2 separate regions of the Homo sapiens genome follow, and region 2 is linked to region 1. Evidence: chromatin loops called from intact Hi-C (ENCODE). Cell type or tissue: adrenal gland. All regions are shown on one strand. Links, peaks and the distances in the headings refer to the core of each region. The heading gives the core; the rest is flanking DNA. Region 1 overlaps LOC124902681 (a long non-coding RNA gene). Region 2 overlaps MYRF (myelin regulatory factor).

Evidence for each region. A loop is a pair of places that touch in the nucleus more often than their neighbours do. Peaks named below come from ENCODE experiments on the same cell type or tissue, not always from the same donor. Only the 100,000 strongest peaks of a DNase experiment are listed, where the experiment ranks them.
Region 2: a loop joins it to region 1, with 2.4 times the contacts of the local background. A loop is called at or near these places in 77 of 110 quality-filtered maps.

What each region holds. Positions count from the first base shown.
Region 1 is chr11:62,106,855-62,117,098 of GRCh38, reverse strand. LOC124902681 (a long non-coding RNA gene) reads left to right here. Exons shown (of 2, transcript XR_007062697.1): 2 at 356-631. Among named protein-coding and RNA genes, the nearest start is that of INCENP, 12 kb to the left of the region's middle. In adrenal gland, for the core only: no CTCF peak of the experiment used is centred there; a DNase peak (open chromatin) is centred at 4,548; H3K4me3 peaks cover 605 bases; H3K27ac peaks cover 272 bases.
Region 2 is chr11:61,781,327-61,786,571 of GRCh38, reverse strand. MYRF (myelin regulatory factor) reads right to left here. Exons shown (of 27, transcript NM_001127392.3): 21 at 5,243-5,245; 22 at 4,748-4,999; 23 at 2,972-3,074; 24 at 2,647-2,721; 25 at 2,187-2,292; 26 at 698-772; 27 at 1-509. The coding sequence ends at 429. Among named protein-coding and RNA genes, the nearest start is that of MIR611, 8.6 kb to the left of the region's middle. RefSeq lists enhancers at 1-741, 742-1,486, 5,219-5,245. In adrenal gland, for the core only: no CTCF peak of the experiment used is centred there; no DNase peak of the experiment used is centred there.

The DNA.
Region 1 (10,244 bases), core at 2,165-6,164:
ATCACTTGGGCCCAGGAGGCTGTGGTCAGCTATCATCATGCCACTGCACTCCAGCCTTGGTGACAGAGCAAGACCTTGCCTCTAAAAAAATAAAACTATTAGCCTTTCGGTGAGAACAGTTGCTCAGAGAGTTGAGGACATTGGGAGCAATATCAATAGTTGTGGTGGGCCAAAGAGAAGCCCTCGAAAATATATATTCATGTCAAATTCATCCACTTCAAATCCCTGGAAACTGTGAATGCGACCTTATTTGGAAAAAGGACCCTTGCAGATGTAATTAAGTTAAGGATCATGAGATGAGATCATCCTGGATAACCTCAGTAAGTCCTAAATCCAATGACAAGTTTTCTTGTAGGAGACATAGACAAGAAGAGAAGATGATATGAAAATGGAGGCAAAGATTGGAGTGATGTGGCCACAAGCCAAGGAAACCAGCAACCACCAGAAGCTGAAAGAGGCAAAGAAGAATTCTGCCTCCCAGCCTCCAGAGGGAGTGTGACCCTGCTAACACCATGATTCAGACTTCCGGCCTCCAGAAGAATGTCTTTTTAAGCCACTACGTTTGTGGTAATTTGTTATAGCAGCCCTGGGAAACTAATACAGTTGTTAATTAAAAAAACAAGTCAAGTGATTTTAGGTAGTTTTTCTTGGCTCTTCATGAATTGACAGATGTTACTGATACTTCTCAGTTGTTTTTTACTTGAGTCAGTGCTGAGGCTGGCATGACTGCAGAGTTAGCCTCTATGAATAGACTGCATGGAATAACTATAGGAGGGAATATTTTCATAGAAGTTGAGGAAACACTAATTCAGTATAACCTGTAGTGGAATCTGCTAGGATGTGTTACAATTGATGGTAGTAAAAATGTATAGAGCAGATAAATGTTAATTGGACAAATTTACAAACCTTGTGACAGTGTAAGGTGTTAAAAACCTATGATTATTCATCATATTGTATATCAGTAGATACTTTCCTGAAAATATTTGAATCTGTCATGTGTTATTGAACCTGCAGTTTCAACAGGAAATTTAATTCACTCTCGTGCCATAGCCATCTTCAGCTCCATGAATTTTTGTCCAAAATAGAAACTGAATCTCTTTGCTTGCCCTATTACGCAGCAGTTCAAGGGATTCACAGTAGTAAAGATTTACTGTGATTGTTTAAGCTCAGAGCTGAATTTTTTCTGAATAGGAACTGCCCTCAACCCTTATTAAGGAACACTGAGTGGCTTTGGAAATTAGCTTTTGCTATAGACTTGGTAATATTTCTTAATGAATTCAACCTAAAATTAGCAGTCAAAACAGCACTAATATGCAAAACTTATACTGCAGTAAAGTCATTTTTATGATGGCTACACTGTTTGAATCACAAGTAAAGTCAAACTGCTTTACATGTTTCTTATGATGTCAAAAGTCAAAACAAGAATCAAAATCTGCATTCCCACACAAATTCGCAGCAGATAATTTTTCAAATTTAAGCTACAGTTCCAGTCAACTGTGCAACTGAGGAGCTTCTAATGCAGGGCAGGCTTAGCCTGGGAGAGTTCTTGGCTTTGCCTAGGAAACAAATCAAGGGCCAGCCAGAGGTTTTATTGAAGCAGCAGTGTGCAGAGCAGGGCTACCCCATAAGCAGTACACCCAGAGTAGCAGCTCAGAGGCAGTTCTGCGGTCATACTTACAACCACTTTTGTTTATATGCAAATTAAGGGGCAGATTATGCAGAAATTTCTAGAAATAAGGTGGTAACTTCCCAGTTGTCTCGCTGCCAGGGAAAAGGGCAGGAACTTTGGGGTGTTGCCATGGCAATGGGCATGGCACACTGGTGGGCATGTCTTTTTATTTTAATTTTATGAGTAAATGTGCAGGATGTGCAGGTTTGTTACATAGGTAAATGTGTGTCATGGGGTTTTGTTGTTAATATAGTTTGGCTCTGTGTCCCCACCCAAGTCTCATCTCGAATTGTAATCCCCCTGTATTGAGGGAGGGATTTGTAATCCCCTTGTGTCGAGCAAGGGGGGTGATTGGATCATGGGGGAGGTTTCCCCCATGTTGTTCTCATGATAGTGAGTGAGTTCTCACCTGATCTAATGGTTTTATAAGTGTTTGGAAGTTCTTCCTTCGCTCTTCTGTCTTCTGCCACCTTGTGAAGAAGCTACTTGATTCCCCTTCACTTTCTGTCATGATTGTAAGTTTCTTGAGGCCTCCCAAGCCATGTGGAACTCTTTCCTTTATAAATTACCCAGTGTTGGGTATTTCTTTATAGCAGTGTGAAAACAGACTAATACAGATGTACAGATTATTTCATTACCCAGGAATTAAGCCTAATATCTATTAGATATTTTTCCTGATCCTTTCCCTCCTCCCACCCACCGTCCTCTGGTAGGCCCCAGTGTGAGTTGTTCCCCTCCATGTGTCTATGTGTTCTTATCATTTAGCTCCCACTTACAAGTGAGAATATGCAGTATTTGGTTGTCTGTTCCTGCGTTAGTTTGCTAAGGATAATGGCCTCCAGCTCCATCCATGTCCCTGCAAAGGACATGACCTTGTTCCTTTTTATGGCTACAGAGTATTCCATGGTGTATATGTACTGCATTTTCTTTAGTCTGTTATTGATGAGCATTTAGGTTGATTCCATGTCTGCTGTTGTGAAAAGTGCTGCAGTGAACATACATGTGCATGTGTCTTTGTAACAGAATGATTTATATTCCTTTGGGTATATATCCAGTAATGGGATTGCTGGGTCAGATGGTAATTCTGTCTCTAGGTCTTTGAGGAATTGCCACACCCACACTGTCTTCCACAATGGTTGAACTAATTTACACTCCCACCAACAGTGTAAAAACGTTCCTTTTTCTCCACAACCTCACCAGCATCGGTTATTTTTTCACTTTTTAATAATAGCCATTCTGACTGGTGTGAGAATGGCTCATCGTGGTTTTCATTTGCATTTCACTAATGATCAGTGATATTCAGCTTTTTTTCATGATTTTTGGCCACAGGTATGTCTTCTTTTGAGAAGTGTCTGTTCATGTCCTTTGCTGGTGGGTGTGTCTTATGGGGTGGTGCTTTTGCCCCACGCCTGTTTTAACTAGTCCTCAATTAGGTCTGGTGTCCAAGCCCCACCTCTGGAGTTCCACTTCCTACTGCACTTCCACCTAACCTTCTATTGGCAGTGATTAATCTGCAATATGATGACCTGCAAAAAGGCAACTATCAAGAGAAGAATCAAATAGAATTCTGTAAATGCCTCCCTCCTATCCTGGCGATGAATATGATCAATTGAAGTCATATGCTGGGGGCCCCATACCAGTTTTTGGCAGTAAAGGACATTTCAAAAATGAAGTGGGTAAAATCTCACAGTAAATCTGTATTAACAGATGAACATTACAATCAATTTGTGTTTTAGAGCTAGAGAACACTAACTTTGAGCCGCTATTAAGGAAAATATTATCCTCAATATCCCACTCCCAAAAAAGAATTCCATACTTCTCATTAGTAGGCCTATACTAAAAATATATGTACTCTATTATAATATTTTTAATTTCATCAATTTAAAACATTGTGGCAATTTTGTTTTTCTCTCTTAAATGTCCTGGATTTTGTCTCTTGGCCTACAAAATCTAAAATAGTTACTATCTCACCCTTTAGAGGTCTGCTAACCCCAGCGCTAGAACACTTCTAGAACTGGCAGGGTGCAGTGGCTCACGCCTGTAATCCCAGCACTCTGGGAGGCCAAGGCCGTCAAATCACTTGAGGCTAGGAGTTCGAGACCAGCCCGACCAACATGGCGAAAGTCTCTACTAAAAATACAAAAATTAGCCAGGTGTGTTGGCGCACCTGTAATTCCAGCTAGTCAGGAGGCTGAGGCAGGAGAATCGCTTGAACCCAGGAGGGGGAGGCTGCAGTGAACCGAGATTGCACCACGGCACTCCATCCTGGGTGACAGTGGGAGAATACGTCTAAAGAAAAAAAAGGGGGACGGGCATGGTGGCTCATGCCTGTAATCCCAGCACTTTGGGAGGCCGAGGTGGGCAGATCATGAGGTCAAGAGGTTGAGACCATCCTGGCCAACATGGTGAAACCCCGTCTCTACTAAAAATACAGAAATTAGCCGGGCGTGGTGGCGCGCGCCTGTAATCCCAGATACTCATACTCGGGAGGCTGAGACAGGAGAATGGCTTGAACCCGGGAGGCGGAGGTTGCAGTGAGCCGAGATCGCGCCATTGCATTTCGGCCTGGCGACAGAGCAAGACTCCATCTCGGGAAAAAAAAAAAAGAAAGAAAAGAAAAAAGAAAAAAAAGGAACATTTCTAGAACTGAACATATTTGCCCCTTTAGGAACCTACAATGCAGTCCAAGGGACACAGGACTGAAGTCCCAACCCCACAGTCAGCCTCTCTTTAAACTTCAGCTACTGTTACAGCTCCTGCGGGGCAGAGGGCGCATGCGCAGCCCAGTCGTCCGCGCAGGCGCAGACGGTCCGAGGCTACTGAGTTTGCCAGGGGAGTGCGGGAAGAGGGGGTGCAGAGCTGGATGGTGTCCATCCCGGGCTGTTTGTGCCCAGGGGATTTGTACCCACCCTCGTGGACTCTGGGGCCTGCAGCCGTCGTTCTGGGAGTCTGGTGACCCGCGAGGCCGCTCACCCGGCCTGAGGAGGGGGTCGGGCTGCAGATGGTGATGTGCCTGGGAGTGGGTCCTGGCTCCTCTCGGACACCCCCAGCTTATCCCGAATGAAGTTTTCTTTTTATAAAAAAAAAAAAATCCATTTGTATTGCGAAATATAGAACACATCTTTTAAAAAGTGCACAAAACAGTTAAGCAGCTTATTACTTTATCAAAAACATTCCTGAAAAACCACCTCCCAGGGCAAGTAATAAAGCTCCATAGCCTCCCAGAGGCCTCCTGAGCCCTCCCGATACCCGCCCTCCTTAAATTAAAAATATGGTAATCATATTATTGCATTACCATCCAAGCAGCATCCCTAAGCATTATAGTTTAGTTTGCTTTTAAAATAATGCTTATGGCCGGGCGCAGTGGCTCACGCCTGTAATCCCAGCACTTTGGGAGGCCTAGGAGGGTGGATCACCTGAGATCAGGAGTTGGAGACCAACCTGGCCAACTTAGCGAAACCCGGTCCCCACTAAAAATACAAAAATTAGCCGGGCGTGGTGGCGGGCGCGCCTGTAGTCCCAGTTACTTGGGAGGCTGAGGCAGGAGAATCACTTGAACCTAGGAGGCAGAGGTTGCAGTGAGCCGAGATTGCACCACTGCACTCCAGCCTGGGGAACAGAGTGAGACTCCGTCTCAAAATATAATAATAATAATAATAATAATAATAATAATAATAATAATAATAATAATGATGATAATAGGCCGGGCGCAGTGGCTCACGCCTGTAATCCCAGCACTTTGGGAGGCCGAGGCGGGCGGATCACCTGAGGTCACGAGTTCAAGACCAGCTTGGCCAACATGGTGAAACCCCATCTCTACTAAAAATACAAAAATTAGCTGGGCATGGTGGCAGGCGCCTGTAATCCCAGCTACTCAGGAGGCCGAGGCAGGAGAATTGCTTGAACCTGGGAGGCGGAGGTTGCAGTGAGTCGAGATCGCGCCACTGTACTCCAGCCTGGGCGACAGAGTGAAACTCCATCTCAAAATAATAATAATAATAATAATAATAATAATGATACTTATAATAATGTAGCCTACCGTCTGCTCTTGCGTCTGGCATCTTTCACCTCCTCAGCTCCACAGGACTTTTTTTTTATTTTTCTGAGAAGGAGTCTCCCTGCCTCAGCCTCAGCCTCCCAGCTGGGATTGCAGGTGCCCGCCACCACACGGGACTAATTTTTGTACTTTTAGTAGAGGCAGGGTTTCACCACGTTGGCCAAGCTGGTCTCAAACCCCATTCTTTCCAGAATTACACTCTTTCTCTTCCTGTGATCCAGTGCCTGGAAGAGTTGCCTCATATTTTTTGTCTAGTTTTTCTGTAGTTTATGGTGGGAAGGCTAATTCTGTACCGGTTCCTCCACCATAGATGATAGCAGAAGTCACCCATGCTGTGTTTTATTTGAGGGCCTGTGTGTTGAAGTCTCAAAGGCTCCCTCTTGTTAGTTGTTGCCCTGTGATGATGGTGATGGCTGAGAGGCTCATTTACACCAACTAAAAAATGTGCAGACGGAAGGTTAATAAAAGAGTGCCTTTTGCCGGGCGCGGTGGCTCACGCCTGTAATCCCAGCACTTTGGGAGGCTGAGGCGGGTGGATCACGAGGTCAGGAGATCGAGACCATCCTGGCTAACGCGGTGAAACTCTGTCTCTACTAAAAATACAAAAAATTAGCCGGGAATAGTGGCGGGCGCCTGTAGTCCCAGCTACTCGGGAGGCTGAGGCAGGAGAATGGCGTGAACCTGGGAGGCGGAGCTTGCAGGGAGCCAAGATCGTGCCACTGCACTCCAGCCTGGGCGACAGAGCAAGACTCCGTCTCAAAAAAAAAATAAATAAATAAAAATAAAAATAAAAAAGAATAAAAGAGTGCCTTTTATCAACTTGCAGTAAAGAATAAAATTTCATCAGACTAGAATGTTTGTGTGCATATTATTGTTCAGTCTCTTTCATAAGCAGAGCACATGAGGAAAATGATAATCAGCCCCTTTTTTTTTTCCAGAGAGAGGATCTCAATCTGGCACCCAGGCTGGAGTGCAGTGGCATTATCATAGCTCACTGCAGCCTCAACCTCTGGAGCTCAAGCAGTCCTCTGCCTCAGCCTCCCAAGTAGCTGGAACTACAGGCACATGCTATCACACCCAGGTAATATTTTACTTTTTTGTAGAGATGTGGTCTCACCATGTTGCCCAGGCTGGTCTCAAACTACTGGCCTCAAGTAATCCTCCTGCCTTGGCCCACCAAAGTGCTGGGATTTTAGGCGTGAACCACTGCACCTGGCCAGAGGCTTTTATTGAGGGTTTAGTATGAAGAATTATTGTCATGAGTAGCCAGTTAACCTGGGGGCAATCCAGTGTGTTCTCTCTCTAAGGCACAATGGAAGCCACGGATAATCTGAAGGTTGTCAGTACTCACGGAGTTAGCATGGGGTTGCTAATAGTTTAGAGGAATATTTACCAATTAGAGGAATTATTAATGGCATCAAACTATGGAGGACGCCTCAGACACAGCCAAGGACCTAGTAAGGCACACAGGGAGAACGCCATGTGATCATGAAGGAAGAAGGCCAATTCGAGGAATGGTTAATGGCATCAAACTATGACAGCTTAGTGCATTCCATTTATATCAGAGAGAGTCTTGCCGATGGAATCAGAAATACATGAAGTCCTCCAGCCATAACTCCCTGCATCTATCTCCACCTAAAAGGAGAACCTGTCCTTTAGAACAGGAGATACTTCAGGTTTGGTGACTGAAACTCATTCTCCCTTATACAGCGCTTGGATAGGAAATGCCAACATTTGCTTCTCTGACTTTCCTTTTGCTTTGCTCAGGTGACCTTGCGTGTCTCTGCTCTGATCCCTTATAAGTGATCTCAGAGTTGAGCTCCCAGGTGACAACTGTGTTTTCCGTTTTCCTCATTTCCAGCTTCATCAGAAGCACCTCTCTGTAGCTCCAAGTATTGAAGGTAGTCGAGCACGTTAATTCTTCATTGCATTCTAAGCCTAACTTCTATTACAGAATAGTTTGTCTGGCTGTGGGCAGTCCAGCTTTCTCTGTTTCTTTGTCATACTTTCTTTGTAAGGGCACAGCACCCTTTTTTACCCTGGCTGACAAAGACATTGTATAAGGAATTCCTGCTCAGGATGAGTCACTGGACTGGAGATTCGAAGTTCACATATCCTTACAATTTGAAGTTTTCCAGTCGTTGGCTGCTTTGGGGAAGTCAACTTAATTTGGTTCAGCAAAATCAAAGTAACCACTGAAAAGTGTTTGAGGGATAAATCTCTGCAAAATCTGTATTCACTTGCTAGAGCTGCTGTAACAGTGTCACAAACGGAGCAGCTTAGACCGCAGAAATGTGTAATCCCACGATTGTGGAAGTCAGAAGTCTGAGATCAGGGTGTTGGTTGGGTCAGCCCCTTCTGAGAGCCATGAGGGTGAATCTGTTTGGTGCAGCTGTCGTGGCTTCTGGTGTTTTGTTGTTGTTATTGTGTTTTTTTTTTTTTTTGAGATGGAGTTTCACTCTTGTCGCCCAGGCTGGAGTGCAATGGTGCGATCTTCAGCTCACTGCAACCTCCACCTCCTGGGTTCAAATGATTCTCCTGCCTCAGCCTCCCAAATAGCTGGGATTACAGGCGCCGCCACCATACCCAGCTAATGTTTGTATTTTTAGTACATGGGGTTTCACCATGTTGGTCAGGCTAGTCTTGAACTCCTGACTTCAGGTGATCCACCAGCCTCCGCCTCCCAAAGTGCTGGGGTTATAGGCGTGAGCCACCACACTGGCCTGGCTCTGGTGTTTTGCTGAAAATCTGCCTTCATGATCACACGGCATTCTCCCTGTGTGCCTTACTAGGTCACGTAGCTGTGTCAGAGGTGTCCTCCACAGCAAAAGTCGCAGTGGGAGGCAAACCAAACATGAGGTGGTATCTTGCTTTCCCTGCCACAGAAGGACGGGTCATGGTAGTTCCCCAGCAACTCCAGAAATAGCTGGAGCTCGTGCAGCCTAATGAAACTGTGGTGCAGTGGCGTGGGCCCCGGACTTGGAACAAAAAGCCCTGGGGCACCTACGTGACTTAGAGGACCAGTGTCCCCATCTGCAGAATGAGGGCATTAAAACATGTTAAAACATAAAAATGAAGGTGGCTTCTTAAGGTCCCTCCACCGCCAAAGATGAATTCTTTCAGCAACAGGGCAGTCAAGCTTTAATCTGAATTTATAAATGAGCACCATACTGTAAATCCACTAGGGGGCAGTAACTGTTCGCATTTGGATCCACTGATCCGCAGGCCTTGAACTACCATGACACCTTTATTAGGAAAGCAAGAGGCAGGTGGGTGGGATAAGGAATCTGGTTTTCCCCTCCATACCAAGCTACAATAAAGCCTTATGAATCGTGGCCATTTGGGGCAATAAAAAAATGAGTATTTTGTTGTTTTCTGCATCAGCTTGAATTTCCCTGGATTTTACCCTTTACCCATGAGGATGGATCTCTTTTTCTTTTTCTTTTTTCTTTCAGACAGTTTCACTCTGTCACCCAGGCTGGAGTGCAGTGGTGCAATCTCACCTCACTGCAACTGTCGCCTCCCAGGTTCAAGCGATTCTCCTGCCTCAGCCTCCCAAGTAGCTGGAATTACTGGCATGTGCCACCACGCCCGACTACTTTTTGTATTTTTAGTAGAGACGAGGTTTCACCATGTTGGCCAGGCTGTTCTGGAACTCCTGACCTCAAGCGATCCGCCTGCCTCAGCCTCCCAAAGTGCTGGGATTACAGGTGTGAGCCACCGTGCCCGGCCTCATCTCTTTTTCTTAATATGTTACTTGTTAAGTTTCAGAATTTCAGACCTGAAGGGACCCTTTGCAGTTGTGGTGAGTAGCTAGCTCAAGGCAATGGCAAGTAAATGGCAGGACCAGGAATACAAACCATCAAGTCTATTTTCTCAGCTGTATGATGAGACGTGATCTCTGAAGTTCCTTTAGGTCTAAGAGTCTGGCTCTCTGGTCTTCATTATCCAGACTGATTTCTGCTTCCCTGTGGTGGATCTAAGCATTAAATTGGGCTGGTAGGTTGACTTTTCTGAATATGGAGAGCTGGATTATCTAAAACTTTCTCATCAGAATGGAATTTAATTAAATCTTATTAAATCCATTGTATCACATTAAATCTCAAGTTGCATTCATTAAAATGGTAGTTCTCTGGACTTTTGGATTTCACAGAGTAGCAAAATTTGCAAATACGTTTAAGCATTGAGTTAATTTTATTAAGTAAATATGTATGGGTTTTTTTTTAACACCTATCTCTTATTATCCTACTATTATAAAAGACATTTAAACTCAAAAAGAAGAGGGCATGCAATCTCAGAATACGTCAAAGTGACACAAATAAATTCCTTTATGAGGCCAGGCACGGTGGTTCACACCTGTAATCCCAGCACTTTGGGAGGCCGAGGCGGGCGGATCACCTGACGTCAGGAATTAGAGACCAGCCTGGCCAACATGGTGAAACCCTATCAATACTAAAAATACAAAAATTAGCTAGGCATGGTGGTGGGCACCCATAATCCCAGCTACTCAGGAGGCTG
Region 2 (5,245 bases), core at 1-4,000, 330 kb after region 1:
GCTGATCTCAAAGGTGGGCAGGTCCTCTCTCCAAAAGGGTTGGCTCCAGTCTCAAAAGGGGAGGCAAGGGAGAATGGGCTCTGAACAAATCAGGGCCACAGGCTTCCCCTTCCCTCCAGGGCACCTGAACCAGCCCTCCAACCACCATATCTGGAAAGAGGTAAACTGGTCCTGTCCTGGCCCCTAGGGGGTGGCAGGCAGGAAGGCCCAAGAAGTCTCTGGCTCTCAGGTTCCCTCTGTGCCGTGAGGGGCGACCAGCTGGAACAGCAACTCCAGTGTGAAGACTTCCAGTTTCACCAGTCTCGGGTAGGGCCAGTGAACAGCAGAGCTGGCCTGCAGCGGGCTCCAGTGTAACACCATTGCATCCAGTGTTGGGGGGTGCCTGGGCACCCCTGGTCCCTGGTGTGGTGCTGCCTCAGGAGGGCAGCTCAGTCACACAGGCGGTAGAAGTGGAAGTGGTAGTCTGTGGCTGGCTGGGCGAGAGCCTCTGAACTGCAGTTGGCCTGACCCTGGGTGGAAGGGCAGTGGGAAGGTGAGGTGGCTCTGGGGGTGCGGGGCAGATGGCACTCCCTGCTGACATTGCTTGACACTGTGCCCCCAGCCCTACCACATACTGTGCAAACCCCCCATTCCTCAAGCCCCACGTCGCAGACAGGGGTGCCCAGACCTCCAGGGTAGGTGGGATGCCCCTGCTCACCAGCAGTGCCACCCGGAAGTGGTAGGTGAATTCACGGAAGGACAGGATGGTTATTGGCCACCGGTGAGAGGTGCCCTGGAGAGAAGGGAGAGAGGGGTCAGGACAGACTGCTGCCCTTATCCCAACCAGCATCTCTCACCACGGCCGTCGCAGTCCTGGGGTCTGTGGGGAGTTTTATGAAGGAAAAAAGCAGAGAACTTTGAAGAGATAGGAAGGAGCATGTTCTGCTTTGGCAGAAGGAGCAATGGCAGCTACTCCATGCAGACCGTGCCCGGGACTGGCAGGTCCACAGCCACCTCCACCTGGCCCCTGCCTCCTTCCCAGTCCTGTTGTGCTGGGTTCCCTCACCCACTATGCTCTGGGCACATCAAAGTATTTCATTAGCCCCATCCTCAGTACAATCCAGTGACACAGTGCTGCTACTAGCCCCATCTTCTGGATGAGGAAACTGAGCCACTTCCTAAAAATCACACAGTGTGGCAAAATCACACAGCTGGGATTCAAACCCAGGTCTGTCTGGCTGTCTCCCTCACAGGGTGGCATGCAGCCTGGCTGCAGGCAGCTTGCCCATCTACCTGAGGCTTTGGCTGTGCGTCTGTGATGTGGTTTCAGGCCCGAGCACCATGTCTGCTGTGTGTCTAGCTGGGCTCTCCCTCTGTCTTGGACCCTGTCTCTTCTGCAGGGCGACAGGGCTCGGGCCTCCCTCAGAAGCACCCCCACCTCTGTTGCAGGTGCTTTCTGCACGTCTTTTCTCCCTCACTATAGAGTACGTTCTTGGAAGTCAAAACCTGTGTCTACTCCACCTCTCTCCCCTGCAGCTAGGCCCACCCAGCACAGGGCCTGGGACAGATGGGGCCCCAATCAATATTTTCTGAGTAAACACATGAATGGGCAAGAAAAAATAATCACTACTTCCCTTCATTTGTCCTGAGCGTCTTCTCCCATGGCCTCTTAGGCTCAAGAAGAAACTGGGGGTCCATCAGCCCCAGGGACAGTCATAACTTCCGGTTACCTGGCCAGGGAGGAGCTCACCATCCAGTTCTCCCAGAAGAGGTGGCCAAACATGGAACCTGAGGGGCCCTCTGATGCTGTACATCTAGCTGTGCCACTTCCCCAACCTGAGCATGAGGTCGGCTCCTTCCTGCTTCTGCAGACACCTCCAGTGAGCCACAGCCCTCCCCGCCATGGGCTCCCAGACACCTGCCTGTTTCCATCATTGCACTCATCCACATTAGCACCTGTGATCTGCTGTCTTCCCCACGTCTCCAGCACGGCAGGGCTGGGAGATGCTCAGCAGAGTGCAATGAACAAACACGGGCACGCGTGCCCCTCCCTGGGACACAGAGGCCCAGGCCCCAGAGTGTCCCTTGTGGAGAAGGCTTTACTCTATAACTCCCAGCTTCTGCTCCTTGCCCATTTTGGGGCCCAGTTGTGCCAGGAGAGAAGCAGCTCGGGCCTGGCCGGCCCGCAGCTTCCCAGTCCCACCTACCTGGGTGTCCTGGTGGGTGTGGAGACTCTGTGGAAGGCTCCCCTCCTCACATGGTTCCTCCTTTGACCTCAGGCTGCACAGCACCACAGACACGGGGGAGGAGGAGCTGTAGACAGGCCCAGTTAGCAGAGAAATGAGGTTCTAGAGTCCCTCAACCCCAGCCCCCTCCCAGCCAGCCTGCCACACGCCTCTGAATCTCCACCCAGCCTGAAACACCGCATAATAACCAGGGCCCTCGAACAAAACCTTTCCCATCGACCATCCCATGTGGTCCTCAGCCCATGAGGCCAGGTCATTTAGCCAGTTAACCACGAAGTAGGCAATGAAGTCAGCACTTATCCCACCATGCAGGAAATACCAGAGACTCTCCGGCTGTCCTCAGACTCGGCTGTTCTGAGGCTCTGCGGGAGATTCTCCCTGGCTCCCCTCCTGCCTCCCACTTCCCCACACCGGCACTCACTTCATCTGCAGAGTCAGGCTGAGGTGCAGTGGGGTGCCACTACTGACAGGGATGTGGTAGGTGAAGTTCCCAGGCCTGCAGGGGCAAAACTGGCACCTTAGCCTGAGGGTACCCTGCCACCCCCCACCCCCACCAGGGACTCCTCAGCCCCCAATCTGTACTGGAGCCCTCCAGAAGAGACAGTGTCCAAGGGTAGCCTGGAAAGGGGCTACCCTTCCTTATGGGGGAGGCTCCTCCCTGAAAGGGCAAGTTCCGGGTGATCTGTACCACCTGGGCTCATGTCACCTGAGGACCTCCCTGGGTGAGGGGAGGGAGCCCAGCCCACCTGCAGGCATCCCCTGGAGCACAGTACTGGGAGGTGATGGACATCGAATTCTCCAGCACCTGGATGGAGGTCAGGGAGGGCACTGGCTCTGCAAGGAGAGAGGCTGTTGGGGCAGGAGTAAGGTGACAAGGCAGGACACAAATGAGAAGCTGGCAAGTCTTTCCTTGCCAGACTTGAAGCAGTCACTCACACCTTAGTATGAATAAGTTCCAGGTTATTTTTTTCCAGACCTCCACAATGGCCAGCATCACACTACACCCTTTCCTCAGCAGCCCTAGGACTACCCAGTTCCCATGAGCCTGACGTCTGCCTCCTCAAAAGAACTGGAACACCCAGAAGTAGGGATGGGTCTTCACATCCCCTGCCAGGTGTGCAGGAGCCCGCTCGAGGCCTGTGTTCCTGACTGCGGGCATCTCTCCCAGTTCTGGGTTCAGAAACATCAGTTACACTGGTAGCTTGAAATCAGCAGTGTTGACAGCATCACACAAATCAGGCTCCCCTCTGCCCCGAGGCCGATGATTACACCGCTACCAGCACGCTGCTCCTCGCAGCCTCCCTGAACAAACCGACTGCAGGCTGGCTGGCTGGGTAGGGGTGGGACTGAAGTGTGACAAGTCAGATGGGGGAGACAGGACTTCTTGCTCATCTAGTTCACATACAGTCTTGCTGCTGCCTGACTATCCACCCAGGAAGGGGGAAGCTGGGGCCGCTGAACATTTGCTGGACCTGGTACGTTTTCAGCTCTGAGGCATGACCCAGGGACCCAAGGACCCCAACAGGATCCAGGACACCCTGTGTGGTCAGGACAGGTATCAGATACAGACGAGATGGAAGGTGCCCTTCCCACATCCCTTCTGGGCAAATTCCAAAGGTCCTTTAAAGAGTCAGCTCAAATGTCACCAACTCCAGAGAAGTTTTCCCTGATCCTCCCCACCTTCGTCCGGATTAAGTGTCCTCCCCAGTCCCAAAGCTACCTGCATGTCCCCTCAGAGCCTCATCACACTGCTGTGTTTTCATCTCTGTGAGGTCTTTGGGGACAGGGGCGTGTCCATCTTCATCACCCCCAGTCCCCTGTACAGAGCCAGCCACAGAGTGGCAGGCAGCTCAGTAAACAGGTGCCTGGCAAACATCTCCCCCATGGGGTTCCCCCATCACATTGAATTTCCATCTCTGTAAGCCACATTTTCCAGGCTTTCTTTTTCTTGAAGCCACAAAATCCATCAGATGAAAGTTGGTGAGAGCAGAGCTGCCTGGTTGAAGCCAGGAAGCCTCCCAGCCTCCCCTTCAACCCCCAGGGCAGCCCCCAGCGCAGCCCCCAGGGTACCTCAGAGGAACCCAGTTTGAAAACTACAATAAAAGGTTCTGTAGCTTTGTTAAAACCAAAGATCCAAGGTTTGGGAAATAGTAGGGGAGACCCAGTATAGCACCCTCCTGGTGCTGGCATGGCGAAGGAGGAGCCAGGCTCGGGATCAAATACAAGCCCTGCCTCGGAGGGGCTGTATAACCCTGGGCAGGTCACTTCACCTTAGTCTCCATCCCATTTCTTCAGCTGAACAATAGGAACAACAATTCCTTTCTTGCAGGAGTGCTGTGAGGACTAAATGGGATGATCTATGTAAGGCTGCAGGCCTGATTCCTGATCCTTATTCTGTGCTCAGCAAACGTCTATTGACTGACAAGTCTGAACCCAGACAGTCACATGACTGGGCTGAGGTGGGCCCTGGCCAGTGAGCCTTGCCAGGCTGGGCTGGGTAGTGTCAGGGGTGCAGCAAGTACCTGACTGGCCCTGGGCCCAGGTGGGCTCAGCAGGGCCCACGCTGGACTGGAGGGCCCCTCGGCGGGCCCGGCCATGGAAACCAAGGCTGGGACTGTTCTTGGCTTTGCCCTGCCCCCCAGGGAAGGGGACTGCAGGGCTGGCCAGAGGCTCCAGACTCTTGTGATGCTTGGAGTGGCCAATGCCATTGACTGAAAGACCCCAGGACTTGGCTCTGATGTTGGTGACTGGCAGAAGGGCCATCTGGCTGGGGCCTGTGGATAGAACCAGGCACAGGCTAAGAAGCTGGAAGCTGGCTGCTTCCTGTCCAGCTGTCTCTAGGGCCCCACAAGACTGAGTGAACCCCATGTGTCTCTTGGTCCTCTCAGGGGAACTTCCCAGTCATTGTCCAGAGCCTCGTTCTAGGCTCCAGGAGACCCTCCCACCAATGAGTATTTGGGCCTTTCTCTCTACGCAGGTAGCCCCCGCCCCAAGCCCCAGCCCACAGAAAGCCTTACCTG